2 separate regions of the Homo sapiens genome follow, and region 1 is linked to region 2. A link is a contact called in ENCODE Hi-C or POLR2A ChIA-PET data. All regions are on one chromosome and are shown on one strand. The core of a region is the stretch at or near the end of the contact, and the rest is flanking DNA. Distances in the headings are between cores, read along the strand shown. Region 1 holds the start of LINC01162 (long intergenic non-protein coding RNA 1162). Region 2 has its middle 11 kb from the start of SP8.

Region 1 (2,804 bases), core at 41-2,540, 37 kb before region 2:
TGAATTTAGTTACTGATCTACTTCGACTTCCTCAAAAGAGAGCTCCCCATGTAAGATTTTAAAATTTATTATTCTAAGAAACTTTCTCCCAATCTGACTTGTGTGTGACTCTCTCAGAGTTTTACACCTTTAAGGAACTGAATTTAGTTACTGATCTACTTCGACTTCCTCAAAAGAGAGCTCCCCATGTAAGTTAGTGTTTGTATTAGAATGGGGCACAATAGTTTAAAGATATGGCATTGGGGAGCACAGCATTGGCATTAAAATAAAATAACATTAAGCTCTAATATGAGATTTGAAAAACACAGTCTGGGCAGAGGGTCCAGTGAATCTTAGCAGGAATAACCAGTCTTCAGCATTATCAGCTTAGTGCTGACTGAAGAGTCATTTGGCTACATGTGATTTTTACACATCTGTCAACTAAAGCAGAGCTCCAAATGAAAAATCTGGCACATAGAAACATTATGGGGATTTGTGAGTCCCCCTGGAGAATTTTGGGTCCATAAACCAATGAATAGATTACTATGACACACAAATGGAATATTTTCATCTGTGACAGACATAATCTCGCCCTGGTACTCTTTGTGTCATGTTGCAGAAAACTATACGCACTGTCCTCAGACCTGCTTTAGTTGCCCATGCTAAAAGATGAGTGACAACACTAAATATGGAAAACATTGGCCGGGCGCGGTGGCTCACGCCTGTAATCCCAGCATTTTGGGAGGCCGAGGCGGGCGGATCACGAGGTCAGGAGATCGAGACCATCCTGGCTAACACGGTGAAACCCTGTCTCTACTAAAAATACAAAAAATTAGCCGGGCGCGGTGGCGGGCGCCTGTAGTCCCAGCTGCTGGGGAGGCTGAGGCAGGAGAATGGCGTGAACCCGGGAGGCGGAGCTTGCAGTGAGCCGATATCGCGCTCCAGCCTGGGTGACGGAGCAAGACTCCGTCTCAAAAATTAATAAATAAATAAATAAATAAGTAAATAAAATAAAACATCTAAGGTTAAAGAACGGAACCACCCTTGGGAAGACCTAAATGCAATCTCTGTCAGTACCACTAACTGTGGCCTCTGAGTTAGCACACTAACTCCAGTCCTAATACAAGTACATTATAAATCACCTCAGCGGTCAAGACCTCATTCGTCGTCCTGCAAACCTGTGCCATAATAGGTTTTACTAGTACAAAAACTGAGGCTCACTGTGTTTGTAACTTACCTAAAGTCACATAGGTGATAAAGGTGTCCCTGAATCCAAATCCACATATTCTTTCCATTGAGACAGGCAGGTGGGAAGGCCTCCCTGGCAAAACTCCAACCGGCCAGTGCACTGGGAGGAGTGCGCACTGGGATCGAGCCACAGAAGTTCGCGCGTTTGCAGCGGGAGGAGCTTGGCCCCTCCTCTTCCTGGGTGGAACCTGGGATTCAATCTGTGAGGCGGGAAGCCCAGTGGCAGGAAGCACACTCTCTCGCTTTGCTAAGAGTCTCTGTTTCCCCTTTTCTTCCATTTCACCCAATAAACCCTGCCCTCCTCTCGCTTCAAATTGTCTGTGAGCCTAATTTTTCGTGGCCATGTGATAAGGAACCCTGTCTTTAGCTGAACTAAGCAAAAAGTCCCACAACACTATTATGCCATAAAATGTCTTTAATCTATAAAATTAGAAGATAGCAAGTCCTTATTGAGTCATGAATTTCATTTATTTATTCAAAAAATATGTTTATAACTTGAATGAGTCAAAACATGGGTATATAAAAAAGAGGAATTTACATGTCTCTAGAAGAAAAAGAAGAGATTGCAAGGGTAATATTTAGTGTCCTTTTGAAAGTACATTAGTGCCAGGCACTACATAAGTCTTCCTGAAGGTGGTAGTACAGGCAAAGCATGCACTCCAAGCTTTGGGAACAATTTTTAGAAAAATTTTTGAGGTCTTTATAAAAATTGTCAAGGAACTGTTAACATAATGACAGCAACATATACAAATGTCTGGAACACTATCATGTATTTTAAATCTATTTTTTGACACAGAGCTATTGGGAAATATTATGTCAGCCTTTCAAGAAGTATATAATTTTGAGATTGAATAAAATCAGGTTGTCTCCATGTTTACTTGAATTAATGAGATGTTTGATGTTGTCCACCTTCTCCCTTGTTGTCCAAACCCTAGTGAGTGCCCTGACTTGAAAGCCAAGTTCTCTGTCTGTAACCAAAGAGAAAAGCTCATCACCCTGGTTAGACAAAGTTCACAGCAGCCACAGCCTTCTGAAATGACACACTGCCTCCATCAGTGTTCCTTCTTGTGTTCTTTTTGTGAAGAGTGTGTTTGGAGTTACTACAGTTTTTGGTCATCAGTGAATGATGATATATCTTTAGAAAGTCTCTGTAAGGGTAACCAAGGTTCCCTGAAGATGTGTAAAGTCTCTGCACAAGTTTGAGCATTCTTAAGGAGCAAATTAATAGTATTTTGTATTTTTACATTTGTACAATGAGAAAACGTTCTATAGGTTTGATATTCTTTCCTGGAAATACTTCCACAGGAAAACAGTATATGGAAAACCCATTTTTAAGGCAAGTTTATGTTTTTACATTAAACAACAATTGAAAATAAAATATTTCCATTGGAATATTGGGATCTTGACTTTAGTCCGTTTGTCAATTTAACAATTAATGATAGAGCTTAGCAATGACATATAGCTAACAGCAAAGTACTTGTGGCAGTACCCTCCTCTTCCCCCTTCTCTCATGCTAAAGAATAAAATGACATATTTCCCAAGTTAATGGTCCCAGTTAGGGGCCAATTTTATTTTCA
Region 2 (2,838 bases), core at 272-2,771:
TTAACTAATTCACTGGATTGGAATGTCAAAATATATTTCTCATTAGATTTTCAAAAATTTTTTGAAAAAAAAAAAACAGATTTGAAAGGACAGGGGTGCATTTTAAATGATTCAATTCATTATATTATTTTAAATACATAGATATGCTTTTTAAAAAACAATTGTAAATTTGTGGCTTTTAAAAATTTTATTTAAATCTCCTCTCTGCCTATCATTTAGTTCTTTTCTCTGCTTTAAAATATTTTAGGTCCTTCAGTAAAATATAAAACAATGGAAACATGCTGAACGTAGGATAGAATATTTCGATCGAAATATCAAAAATTTATAAAGAGAAGGTGGGAGGTTGTCATTGTGTCGAAATGAAACTGTTTGGTTCTTTTTTGAATTTGTGCTGGGAAAGACCCATCGCCCTGGTTCTGGCTCTTCAGGGGAAATGGAAACTGGACTGTGGCTTTCTCTGCCTGGCATCTATCTAAACAGCCTTGCTTTCTCCAGCACCAGCAGCGTGAGGGTTCCACTCTAGCATATGGTCAAACTTCTATCGAGAAGATCCAGTACGTATTCAATGCAGAGCTTACCTTCAAAAGAGATAAAACTACCTTGGCAATGAGAGCACTAGCACTGTCTTTGGGATCCCTGCGGGAGATCCTCTCCCCACTTCTACAGTTAGCGGGTGGTGGGGAATGAATGGCATAGCAGTGATTCTCCTAGTGTGGTACCCGGTTCAGCAGCATGAGCGTCACCTGAGAATTTAGGAATACAAATGACTGGGCCCCACCGCAGTCCTACTGAAGCAGAAACTCTGCGGACGAGCCCAGCCATCTGCGTTTTAACTAGCCCTTTGCGTGATTCTGATGTATAGTCGCTGACATAAAAACGAGAATATAAATTTTCTAAAAGATCTTTAAAGTCCAGTTAAGACCTGAAAGGGGACGCTAGCGAAGCAGTAGGTCACTATTGCCCGGGTGGGGTGGGTCCCAAGCCGCCTGACCTGTCCGCGACCCCCTCCCGAACACACGCCCCTGCGCTGGCGCTTCCCACCCCGCCGCCCGCTGGCCTTCGCCCCAGGCCGCGCAGGCTGCCCAGCAGGTGTCAGGTCGGCGGCCCGGGGCGAGGCGGGCCCTCCCGCGGCCGCGCGTGCCGGCTACAGCCCCTCCCGCCCGGCCTGCCCCTTTGTCCGCCCCGAGGGCGGCACCTTCCCGCCCGCGGGGTGTGCGAGCCCTCGGGGGGTGGGAGAGGAGGAGGGACAGGGAGGGAAGGAGGAGGAGCGGGGCGGGCGGCTGAGTGCAGGGGTGGGGAGCCGCCGTCGCGCACCCGACTCCCGTCCCTCCGGGTCAGCGGAGAGGGGCTTTGTGACCGGCCCAGGAGTCCCAGCAAGACAACCGCCCCGGGGCGGGGTGGCGCCTCCCCCTTGGCGGGAGCCGGCGCAGCCTTCCCGCCCGGGGAGCCGCGGTGGCGAGCGGCGTACGGGCCGGGCAGAGCACGGAGCTGGCGGCGGAGCTCGGCGGGAGAGCACGGCTAAGCGGAGGGGAGGGCCGGAGGGTGGGGCGGGGCGGGGCTGGGCCGGGCTGCCACGGAGCCCGGCGCCTGCGCCTCCGCCTCCCGCGCCCGCGGCCGCCGCAGCCCGGGCCTTGCGGGCCGGCGAGCAGGCGGGGACGCGTGTGTGCCCTGGCCGGCGACCTGCGCCGGGTGCCGGGAGGTGCGCAGAGGCGCGGGCTGGACCTGGGACGGCAGGCTGTCTCTCGGGTGCGGGGTGGGAGGGGTGAGGAGGAAGGAAAGGGAGGGGTTGAAAGGCCAGGAAGAAAGGGGAGTGCAAATATTGTGACTGCTGGGGACTGAGACTGTCTGTGGCGCAGTCGGTGGAGATCTGCACTCCAAGCTGGCGGTAGGCTGCGGAGAAGTCCGACTGCCCCTCGTCTGGAACTGTCGCTCTTCCCTCTGACTGCTGCACAGACAACCGTCACTCATTGCTTTTAGATCCTGCGACTGGTGGGGAAAGCTGCCCACTACTCGCCATTTATTCTAGATTCCCCAAGGGCAGGATCTTAATTAAGCTGACTGTTTTCTGAAGAAGCTTCAGCTCCGAGAATCCCTGGGACGTTGCCAACACTGGGGGTGAAGGTGAAGGGGAACCTGTCCTTTTCCTGCTGTGTTCCCCGCCTTACCCCTCGGCCATTGCCTTTCGTTTACTTCTCCAGTCTCCTGTCCTCGTATCTTAGATGGGTCAAAGCATTAAAACGGGACAAACCTGTATGGCAACGCATCCCAGGTATACGTGAAACCGGAAGCAGGAGCACTTCCGAAGTTCGTTGGACCATCGCGGGGAAGCGCAGCTCCTCAAGGCTCCGTGGGTTGGTGGCAGCCTCGGGGGCCCTGCCCATGAGCCGAGCGTGGTGGATGCCGATGCATTAAGTGATCTGGAGACACTCGGTCCTCGAGGTTCTTCCTCCAACTGAGTTATTATATAGACTGGGACGTGCCAGGCCTTTCAAAAGTCAATCAGCATCGGCTTGTAATTTCCTTCCTCAGACTTCTAAACCTACAATCTTCCCACCCATTTCTAAGCATTTTGGAATTTCTGTTCCCAAATCTTGACTGAGGAAGCTAAAGGGAAGGAAATTCAGATCACCGTAGCTTAAGTTAGAAAAAAGAATAGTTTTTTTTACTTAAATGGTAAATCAACAGCAAATCACCTAATAAAAAATATTTATGAATATCTGCGGCTTATTTTTGAAGTTTTAAATTCTATATATCAATTACCCTGTTTTCAGTTAAATTTGTTAAAGTTGATTAAAACACTGAAATCGAGTCAGTCAATAAAATCAATAGTGCAAGTTT

The links. A loop is a pair of places that touch in the nucleus more often than their neighbours do. ChIA-PET counts read pairs that join two places held with the same protein, here RNA polymerase II (POLR2A). Pooled maps may share reads with other maps.
Region 1: a map with no recorded cell type shows a loop between it and region 2 (5-fold over the local background). The contact joins the promoter of LINC01162 here to the enhancer-like site in region 2. A Hi-C loop is called at or near these places in 4 of 168 maps with a recorded cell type or tissue (Caco-2, K562, MCF 10A and 1 more), 18 of 37 single-sample maps with no recorded cell type and 6 of 50 pooled maps. POLR2A ChIA-PET finds 5 or more read pairs at or near these places in 7 of 52 experiments (H1, K562, MCF 10A and 3 more).

Annotation. Positions count from the first base shown.
Region 1 is chr7:20,833,917-20,836,720 of GRCh38, reverse strand. It overlaps LINC01162 (long intergenic non-protein coding RNA 1162), which reads right to left and starts at 1,290. Exons shown (of 6, transcript NR_126381.1): 1 at 1,217-1,290. RefSeq lists an enhancer at 1,356-1,856.
Region 2 is chr7:20,796,846-20,799,683 of GRCh38, reverse strand. No RefSeq gene overlaps it. Among named protein-coding and RNA genes, the nearest start is that of SP8, 11 kb to the right of the region's middle. RefSeq lists an enhancer at 1-460 and silencers at 1,207-1,336, 1,427-1,656, 1,707-1,766. Within about 2 kb of position 1,521, at least 4 of the 41 ENCODE cell types and tissues checked have a DNase peak (open chromatin) inside an H3K27ac peak, as active enhancers do.